Regions from separate parts of the Homo sapiens genome. Here region 1 is linked to region 2. A link is an interaction called in ENCODE POLR2A ChIA-PET data of the cell type or tissue named here. Cell type or tissue: A673. All regions are shown on one strand. Each heading gives the region's core, and the rest is flanking DNA. Links, peaks and the distances in the headings are about the cores only. Region 1 has its middle 32 kb from the start of MACF1. Region 2 has its middle 8.0 kb from the start of GNL2.

The links. Peaks named below come from ENCODE experiments on the same cell type or tissue, not always from the same donor. Only the 100,000 strongest peaks of a DNase experiment are listed, where the experiment ranks them.
Region 1: POLR2A ChIA-PET joins it to region 2 with 6 read pairs; 1 of 35 experiments calls an interaction of 5 or more read pairs at or near these places.

The regions. Positions count from the first base shown.
Region 1 is chr1:39,169,727-39,175,101 of GRCh38, reverse strand. It overlaps a transcript of MACF1 not described here. Among named protein-coding and RNA genes, the nearest start is that of MACF1, 32 kb to the left of the region's middle. RefSeq lists an enhancer at 2,783-3,309. In A673, for the core only: no CTCF peak of the experiment used is centred there; a DNase peak (open chromatin) is centred at 4,201; H3K27ac peaks cover 1,782 bases.
Region 2 is chr1:37,601,294-37,606,668 of GRCh38, reverse strand. No RefSeq gene overlaps it. Among named protein-coding and RNA genes, the nearest start is that of GNL2, 8.0 kb to the right of the region's middle. RefSeq lists an enhancer at 3,147-3,441. In A673, for the core only: CTCF peaks have their summits at 3,166 and 3,367 (motif pointing left); a DNase peak (open chromatin) is centred at 3,358; H3K27me3 peaks cover 998 bases.

The DNA of each region.
Region 1 (5,375 bases), core at 159-5,158, 1.6 Mb before region 2:
AGTCCTTCTAAAAACTAAAGACAATACAGAAAAGGGCAAGAAAGACACAAAAATCTAAATTTCTGTGCCACTTCCTTAGCCACTCCCAGCAATTTGGGGAAGAAGGTAGCAGTTTATAAAACAAACAGCCCAGAGACTTAGGGCAGGTCATTCTGCACATCTCTTACTATGGCCAGGGAAATGCAGTGGCCAGGCACTTGCCCAGAGCCTCCACTAGTGACATTCTCCAGACCTGGTAGTAGAGTCACTGGGACGAGACCCAGCCCTGAGGGTTTCCCCTTTTCCTACTAAGATATTTCTTGCTTCTCTTACTACTGTAAATTTGGAGGATCAGGGGCCCTTTCTCTATACCTTGGTTCAAGCTTTCCTGGGGCACAAGAAACATCACTACTCTCAGACAAAGACTACGAAAGTACACAACCCAACCCTCGCCCTTGCTTTTGCCAAAGAGTAGTTCTTCATGATGAAATTGATTCCCTTGTTGACATTCAACTAAGAAGACACTGAGCCTCTATGATGCGTCCACACAGAGAATAAATCTTTCCCTTTGCCTCTGACTGATAAAAAGTTAATGCCTAATGGGAATGTCTGCTTCCTTTTCATTCTATAAAAAAAAAGCCCTGACTTTGCTAACCCTAGAAAGCCACATTTGGAATTACTAATCGAAAAAATAAAGCTACACTCAGCATTTGCCATACACAGTAGCAGTAATATTTACTGGGATAAGCTCTTACTATGTGCCAGGCACTGTCCTAAGTATTTTCCACATATTAACTCATTCAATTCTCATTATAACCCTATGAAAATGGTCTACTATAATCCCCATTTTATAGTTGCAAAACTCTAGCCTAAAGAGAAAAGTTAAGTAACATGCCCCAAATCACACTAAGTGATAGAGTATGATTCAAGGTCAGATCAGTACAGCAGGTCCTTTGGGAACTACTGTTTTGGGTAGATTTCATAAAAGACAGGAAGAAAGAAAGGCTAGTAGAAGCAATGACCAAAAACTGGGTAGATTTTGTTGCTGTTGTTAATCTCTGCACAAATGTGCGGTAAAGCACGATTAAGTCTCCCTTAGTTCTATTTAGCTATCATTCCTTCCCCTACACCCCTTAAATACGGCACCTTCAGAGGCTCTGAAGTCTTCCCACAACAGCTTAAGAAAAAAAAAAGAGAGAGAGAAAAGGCAGCCTTAATCAAAAGCGCTTTTCTTCTGGCAAACAAAAGGCCTTGGTATTTCCACAGACAGACTAGTTATTCTTAACCCTAACCAAAGATTCTTTGGCAGAGAAAGAAATATGAAAATGTTAGGCTTCTGGGAATGGCCTGTGCTTTGGGCTCTTGTATCCCACTCAGTAAAGCCAGCCTACTGAAAAACAAACACAGCCGCCCCTCAGTAACTCTGGACCTTCAGTTAACTCCAGGGTCTAGGTCTGGAGAGAGAAATAACAGAGTCTCTACTCCTGATTGTCTAACCCTCTTCCCTCCCTGCCCAGAGGGGACTGTTCAACAGTTTTTCAAATACACTAGGAAAAACACATCTGAAGATACAGACACAGAACAATCAAATTCTGACAGTGAAGGAAATGCAACAAGTGGTAGGTGGAAGAGGATAGAAATCAGGCCTAAACCCTGAACTCTCTCACTAGCCTCTCTGCTTCTTACTCCAAATCTACAGGTTTGGCATTTCCTAAGTGAATGTTTAAGATCTAGCAATTGTTTCCAGTGCTTTTTCTTTCTTTCTTTCTTTTTTTTTTTTTTTTGAGATGGAGTCTGGCTCCATCACCAGGCTGGAGTTCAGTGGTGCAATCTCTGGTCACCGCAACCTCCGCCTCCCAGGTTCAAGTGATTCCCCTGCCTCAGCCTCCCGAATAGCTGGGACTACAGGCATGCGCCACCACATCCAGTTAATTTTTTGCATTTTAGTAGAGACGGGATTTCACCATGTTGGCCAGGATGCTCTCGATCTCCTGACCTTGTGATCCACCCGCTTCGGCCTCCCAAAGTGCTGGGATTATAGGCAAAGCCACCGCGCCCGGCCTCCAGTGCTTTTTCTACTCCACACTGGGTTTTGTAAGCAGTGTGTGGCCCTGAATGGTCCTAAGTGGTCTTTATTTTCCTAGCAAGGTAGAGAGAAATTAAAAGTATTCTGTTAAATGGGTCAGCAAGGACAAAAAAGGGAGGAGGGCTGTCTGCCAGAAGGCAAGAAGGCCCCAGCAGCACTAACCCAAGTATATCTGGGCTAACTCAGAATCTGTGACATGCCAACCTCACCCCTTGCATGAACACAGTAACGTTACTATAATAAAGTCTCTGAAGCTTTTATACTCAGTCAGTAAGCACCTTCTCCTTGCTGCCTTGCCCAGGATATAGTGAACAAAACTACTAAGAGGGCACAGGCCTGATGGCTCATCTCCTAGCAGCCAGGACTCTGTTAGAGTGGTGAACAAGAACAGCCACGTATGAAAAGTGGCAGCCTGGCCTTGAAATCCCCAGAGTGAGCAGACAAATTAATGTGTGATTAGTATCTATAATGGTACCAAATCTTGAGGAGTTAAACCATGAGGTAATAAGGCCCCACATGGCTCTGACCTCTGGATCCTCTCTGATTACTCTGGAAGTAGGTCCTATTCTTGTTCCCAGGCAGGTATGAAAGGCCCAGGGAGTGAAAGGCACTGTTTAGCCAAGCTCAACCCATGAGCAAGTTTCAAATGTCTGGCATATAGTAGGCTCTCAAATATTTGTTGAATGAATAAATGAATAAAACATTTCATCTTCAACTGCTATAATCAATTCTTTCCTACAGCCAAAGGGATAGAGGGATTATCAGAGAATTCTAGGCAGTGGGGAAAAAAAACTTTTCCCTGCCACTCCCTGGATAACATGGTCTTATTTTGCAAAGAATAATGCTCCCTTCTATATAAAATTCATTACTTGACTGTCCTCCCACAGAGCTGGATAACAGTCCACACTATCCTAAATCAAGCACAATGGCTCTTCTGCAGCTGATGTGCAACATTCAGAGTCCCCTGAAAGATGGCAGAGCACACTCAGGGAGGTTTCCACCGTAGCATTTTAAAAAATAATAGCAACTTGAAACAATCCAAATATTCAACAATAAATGAATGGCTAAATGAAGCCATTATCAACAAGATAACTTAAAATTATAATGTCTGGGCCGGGCGTGGTGGCTCACGCCTATAATCCCAGCACTTTGAGAGGCTGAGGCGGGCGGATCACGAGGTCAGGAGATCGAGACCATCCTAGCTAACATGGTGAAACCCCGTCTCTACTAAAAATACAAAAAAATTAGCCGGGCGTGGTGGCGGGTGCCTGTAGTCCCAGCTACTCGGGAAGCTGAGGCAGGAGAATGGCGTGAACCCGAGAGGCAGAGGTTGCAGTGAGCCGCGATAGCACCACTGCACTCCAGCTTGGGCGACAGAGCGAGACTGTGTCCAAAAAAGAAAATTATAATGTCTGTAACGAAACACTTAAAAAATCCTTATAATGTTACATGGAAAAGGCATGTAAATATGTGCATATGCTAAGTGAAAGAAGCCAGAGACAAAAGGCCACATGACTAAATTTATATAAAATATCCAGAATGAGCAAATCCAGGGCAGGCAAGTCACAAAGCTGATTAGTGGTTGCCAGGGGTTGGGGAGAAGGGGAATTACTGCTTAATGGATATGGGATTTCCATTTGGGATCATGAAAAAGTTCTGCAATTCAATAGTCATGGTGTTTGTACAATATTGTGAATGTACTTAATGTCAATGAACTGTACACTTTAAAGTACTTACAATGATCAATTTTTTGTCATGTGTATTTTACCACAATAAAACTGGATCGGGAGAAAAATACACACACACATACACACACACACACACACACACACAAACAGAAAGATTACAATTATGTAAAAGTAAATATGGACCAGAAAGGAACGCAGACAAGTCCCAACGTCTGTTAAATTCAAATGGGACTTCATTGCTGTTGGACCACAAATAAAAATCACGAAAGGAAAATAAAAATGTCAGAAGCTTAGAGCCAGCCCTACAGTCACAATCACAAGCCTGCAAACAAGTGCCTACCAAGTGGGGGACAAGTTACATAGCTACCAGGCGCCAGAACAGCAGGTGTGTGTGCTATGGCGTGAGGGAAAGAGGTCTCAGGCCTTCCTCAGCCCAGTCCTCTAATCCCTCTTAAAAACATTCCCTAGTGCAAAGAAACCATCTGTTTCAACAAAGCCTGGAGCCCTAGAAGCATTTTAACTCCTTCACTGCTGTCCTCCCACAGATGGGCTTCATCCAATATTAGGTGCTTTGCTTTTCAAAAATGCCTCTAAATGATAGAATATAAGCTCTACAAGGGAAAGGACTTTGCTTTATTTACTGGTATATCCCTAATACCTGGGAATACATTTGTATCAGTGGATATTCAATAAATTACCTGCTGAATGAATCCATTAAACACCTTTTTCCTATAATAGTCGTTTCACTGATATCTTATTTTCTAAATTCTCCCTCTTCTTGTCATTTGTCCTCACTTAGAGTCCTGCCTGGCTTCCACAAATTCTGTTGACCAACAAATATTTGTCTAGTGTCTCCTTCTCTACAGTATAACCTGTCTTGTTTCTGTGTTGTTTATTGCTGGGATCCCAGTGCAGAGCACAGCACACATGGTAGGTGCTCATACACATTTGTCGAATGAAAGAGTGATTGGCTTTGGTCACCACATTTTATAAGTGCTCTGTAAGGAGCATTTAAACTTGGCTAGGCATGAGCGAGGCACCGTGGGAATAATAGAAATGTCTATAAAACAGTTCTCTCAAAAAAGCTTACCATTTCAATAGATAGATAAAACTAGCTTGGGAAAGTGATACATCAACTTGGACTACGATAATCAGAGAAGTCTTCATCAGAAGAAAGACCTGAAGTGAAACTTGAAGGAATAGACAGATTTCAGTTAAGTATAAAGAACAAGGGCATTCCAGGTAAAGAGAACTAAAGGGCAAGGAGAGGCTGGGCACGGTGGCTCACGCCTGTAATCTCAGCACTTTGGGAGGCAGAGGCGGGCGGATCACAAGGTCAGGAGATCGAGAACATCCTGGCTAACAAGGTGAAACCCCATCTCTACTAAAAAATACAAAAAAAAAAAAATTAGCTGGGCATGGTGGCAGGTGCCTGTAGTCCCAGCTACTCGGGAGGCTGAGGCAGGAGAATGGCGTGAACCTGGGAGGTGGAGCTTGCAGTGAGCCGAGATCACGTCACTGCACTCCAGCCTGGGCAACAGAGCGAGACTCCAGTCTCAAAAAAAAAAAAAAAAAGAAAGAAAGAAAGAAAGGGCAAGGAGAGAGAATGAATGAGGGAGGAT
Region 2 (5,375 bases), core at 270-5,269:
GTTCGCTCTCCCGGAGCTTGGTGCAGGGAGGTGGGTGAGATGGATTCCTGGCTGGACTCAGTCTGGTGTGGGAAAGAGGCAGAACTGAGTCCTTAGGGGCCTCTCAGGCCAGGTCTCTGCAGCTGTCAGCCTTCGGTTATTGATCCTTGTTATTGGGATGCACTTTTTCCATCTGTTGAGCATCAGCCTGGTCCATGTAGAAGGCCAGCTCCTTCCTCTGGCTGAGTTTTGTCTCCTAAAAGTCCAGCTTCTGAGGGCTCCCTCTGCAACCCAATATGTACCATGGACTGCTGATTAAATACTTGGAATGTCTTCAGGGTGAGCCAGGCCTGTCCATAAAATGGGAGGCATTTTGGCAGTTCCAAGGCCCCTGGCACCCAGTCTTGGCCCTCGCCTGGCTGTCTTCTTCAAGGAGCTGCGGTGGGCCTCCCGCCAGAATGCTTCCCTGGGAAACATCGAAGTGAGTTAAAGTCAACAATGAGTTCATCTCCAAAAGGAATAAACTGGCAGCCTTCAGGGCAGGGGAACAGAAGCGGGGAGTAGGGGAGGGACAGGGACTTGGGGGCAGAAGAGGGGGATAGGTGATGCTGCAACAGCCAGGTCAGATCCAAGCCTGTCAAATGAGCTGGCAGCGCAAGGAACAAAGGAACTGGCTTTCCTGGGCCAGTCCTGGAAGGCTCGCTTGGCAAATGTGTGACGATGAGGGTGTCACAATCCCAGGGACCATGGAAAGTATTCTCCTAAGGATTTGGAACTGGAGCAGGACACTGAGATGGGAAGAGGCTGTGGCGGTTGGGTGGGTGAGGCAGTGAGCTGTGGCCCTGCTGACCCAAGCCTGCCCCATGGGGATGTCAGGATGGCCATTCAGGCAGTTGAACTCCACTGTCTCATCTTGGAGGACTTGAAGAGGGAGGACTCGGTGCTGAGGCCAAGTGACTAGCAGGCTCATGATGACAGAACTCAACATTTTAATCTGATCATCGTTCCCATCAGATTTATCTCTGAGGGCTTTACATATGGATAATGGTTCCCGATTTGAGCCAGTGTCTCGTTGCTACACTCCTTGCTGCCTGGGGCATGAGGAAACCACACCCTAAAGGGTATTGGACTGCCCTTGGCGCACCTTGGGCCTCAGGAGCCAATGGCGCGGCAAGCCCAATGTGAGCACTGCCCTGGGTTGGGCCTGAAGCTGGAGCCACCTCTTTGTGGGCCCCAGAGTAGAAACTCAGCCTGCCCAGCTACCTCCAGGGCTGGGCTCAGCGTGGAGGAGTGCAGCAGCGCCTCCCTACTTTGGACAGAAAAGTCTGATAAAAAGCTGCCTGTTCCAGGTTGAGATACACATAACCCGTCTGGCTCAGACTTCGGATATGCCCCAGGGGCTTGCAGACTCTGGCAACAATTGCCTTGAATATATACTTGGCCTTTCTCCCAAGGGCAGGACCATTGCTGATAGACTGTGCTTGATTTCTCTCATGCCCGCACATTCATTCTCACAAGGTATTTTACTGTACGAGGTATTTGCCTACCACACATAGTTACAATTCTTTTCCCACCACCAAACCAACAAAACGTCCACAGACATTGCACCTCAATTTTTCACAAACACATTTTCATCGCATTCCCATGGTTTACCCTTCTGTTTCCCTCTTTTTTTCTCCCACTTTTTTCAAACCTGTTTCACCCTTCTGATCCTCCTGATCTCTCTCCATGCTGGCTGACTGGCTTCTCTGCTCTCCCAGACGGCCTGTAGCACCCCATCGGTCACTCTCCTTTCTCTTCCTTTTTTTTGCTTTCCTTTGGCTGTGTAGCCACAGGTTCTTCACAGCCATGGCTTGCCCAGTCCATATTTTTCCTGTATATTTGACCAATTGCATTTGTCTTTTGGTATCACAAGCTAGATGTTTGTTGATTGAATGAATGAAGTGGTCCCTCTTGGATGGGTATGTTCTTATATTAGCCCTGGAGATGATAATTATTGATGGTGCTTACTCATTTTTCCTTCTAGGAGGCAAAATGAGGCCAGCATCAAAGTTCAGTGGAGCACCAGGCCAAAAGCAATGCAATCTCGATCTTTCTGTCATTTGGCCACAACTGTTGATGACGACCCAGATTTCCAGGCCCATCTCCTGCCACCCCCATCCCCTGCCCCATCTACTCTTCTACTCAGAATTACTCACTGTGCCCAATACAAATACACATTCAAGTTCCCATGCCTTCGTCTATGCTGTTCCCTCCACCTAAAATGTGTTTCTCCCTGCTTTCATCTGTAGACCTTCTACTCATATTTCATACCTAGATGGAATTACCCTTCCTCTGTGAAGGAGGCCCCTCCCCAGTAGCTGCTCCTCCTGTATGTTTCTATGGACTATTTCACCTTTATGACATCCATGTCTGTGTCCCATAGCCTAAGGTTAGCTCCTGAGAGCAGAGACTGTGGGATGTATTATTGCATTCCTGTTCTTTCCCAAGTCTCTTGAGGCTGTGGGTACAGTTGGAAATACTCTCATAGTGCTTACACTATGCGCATACACATAATGCTTACAGTACTACACATCGACACAGTGCTTACACTATTCTAAGCCTTTTACTTGCATTGCTTCATTTAACCCTCAACACAGCCCTGTGAGGTGGATACCATTATTAGGCCGATTTTACAGATGAGGAAACTGAGACACAAAGAGGTAAAAGGATGTGACCAAGGACACACAGCTAATAAATAAATGAGGTCAGAATTGGACCGCAGGTAGTCTGGCTCAGCTACCACTTAGCTATTTGAAAACCTGCATTTTCCATGTGCTTTTCCATACCTTAGTACCATGATATGCAGCCTGGTGAGTGTCTCATTTATTGGCAGGAGGGGATTCTGAGGGTTGGATCATATGTGCTTACAAATAACGCTATAGGGCCTGCAAGGACATCCATCCACCCCTGCCTTGCCTCTTGAGCCCCTCATCAGCATGCATTGCTCACAAAGCTACTCAAGACCACCTGCCAGTGTGTGCCCCCATGCCCCACTGCAGGGGCTGCCTCCAACACAGTTGAAGCTGCCCACCCTGGGTGTAGCCCCTAGAGACCACGGTGCACCAGAACCATGCCGGGCAAGTGGACCATCTCCTCTACTTTCTGTTGTGCTTTGCTTCAAGGTCACCAAAGTTGCTTTCACAAAGACTGCGGACAAAGGAGCCCTTTGGATTTCTGCCTGAAGCTCCCTTCTCCTTTGGCCTCAGGAAAAAAAAAAAAAAAGTCCTGGAGCTCAGTTAGGGGACTGACAGGTCAGTGCTGCTCCCCTGAGACTTGCTTTTGCCCTCTAGCACCGGCTCTCTCTCCGTGAATTTTAAACCTCTGCAGAGAGCCCCCTGCTGGTCTATGAAAGCATCAGCTACATCAGGTGAGGAGTGGACCCTCGTTTGAATCCCCAGGGCAGAAAAAATGAAATATACCTCTATAGTGGGATGGGCAATGTTCACTCTCAGAGAGCAATGGCAAATAAATAGTCATTGAATGGTCAATTCCCTGTCTCTTCAATGATCAGAACACATACCAGTGCCCTAGCACAGGGGGTTGTAGGCAAGTGTTTTCTGTAAAGGGCCAGGTAGTAAATATTTTAGGCTTCACAGGCCATATGTGGTCTGTCGTGGCTACTCATCTCTGCCTTTGTAGTGCAAAATCAGCCATAGACCATATGTAAACAAATAGTGTGGCTGTGAACCAATAAAACTTTATTTATGAACCCAGAAGTTTGAATTTCATATAATTTTCACATGTTACAAAATACTATTCTTATTTTGAATTTGGTCGGTCATTTAATAACATAAAGACCATTCTTAGCTTTTGGGCCACATAAAAACAGCAACTGGTGGGATTTGGCCTGTGGGCTGTAATTTGCCTACCCCTGCACTCAGAGATAAGCTACTTGGTTTGGTTCATGCCTTTTCTTGACGTAGGAGAGTGGGGAGGACACAGCAAAACCTGAGTCCCCAGGTCCTGGGCACAGTGACTGGGCATCTTGGGGATTTCCCTAGCTCTAGCTAGAAGCAAAACTGACAACTTTAAAGTCTCTCAGATAGACTTTTAAAGCATCTAGAAGGGGCTAGGTGCAGTGGTTCATGCCTGTAATCCCAGCACTTTGGGAAGCTGAGGTAGGTGGATCATTTGAGGTCAGGAGTTTGAGACCAGCTTGGCCAACATGGTGAAACCCTGTCACTACGGAAAATACAAAAATCAGCTGGGCATGGTGACAGGCACCTGTAATCCCAGCTACTCAGGAGGCTGAGGCAGGAGAATTGCTTGAACCTGGGAGGCAGAGGTTGCAGTGAGCCAAGATCGCATTACTGTGCTCCAGCCTGGATGACAGAGTGAGACTCCGTCTCAAAACAAACAAACAAACAAATGACAACAACAAAAAACCATCTGGCAGGGCGTGGTGGCTCATGCCTGTAATCCCAGCACTTTGGGAGGCCGAGGTGGGCAGATCACGAGGTCAGGAGATCGAGACCATCCTGGCTAACATGGTGAAACCCCGTCTCTACTAAAAATACAAAAAATTAGCCAGGCGTAGTGGCGGGCGCCTGTAGTCCCAGCTACTCGGGAGGCTGAGGCAGGAGAATGGCGTGAACCCGGGAGGCCGAGGTTGCAGTGAGCCGAGATTGTGCCACTGCACTGCAGCCTGGGTGACAGAGCCAGACTCTGTCTCAAAACAAAACAAAACAAAACAAAACAAAAACATCTAGAAGATTCCTCCAAACTGGGTTAAAAAGTGAGTAGGAAGGATTGCTTTTCCCAAAGATGAGGGAGTGATAGACTTATCTTTTTCTAACTGGGGCTCTAAAAAAGGAAACATAGCTAAAGGTTTTGACTAGTTCTTCCTCTGCTGCTTGAGAAGATATTCACCCTGACTTTCTTCCATACCTTTGCCTGAATCTCTATTTTAGAAATAAGATTTTGTTCCTAGTCTAGACAGAAGAGCAAGAGGGATGGAGGAGGTCAAGGAAAATCTCAGTGTCTTGCTGGGCAGAGGATGCCCTTAGGGCAAGACTGAACTTCTGACAGACAGAGCTCCACTGATCTGTTGGTTTTAGATGGGAAGTTAACTTTTCAGATTCTTTAACATGACATTATTCTACTGGAAACAAACCAAGGGACCTGGATAAAGTTTTTAAAAAGTGTTTTCTTAAAGAAAAAGGAGGGAGGTAGGCAGGAGAGAAGGGAGTAAAGAATTACACAAAGATTTGGTCTAACGGCTTCAAAATCAAAAGGATCCCTGGACAGATAGATATTGAGTGTAATAGGAAACACACTGATCCTGGGGAGATGACTTAATATAGGCCCTCCAGCCTCCTCAGAGCTTAAACAATTACCTACAATTTGGAATTATA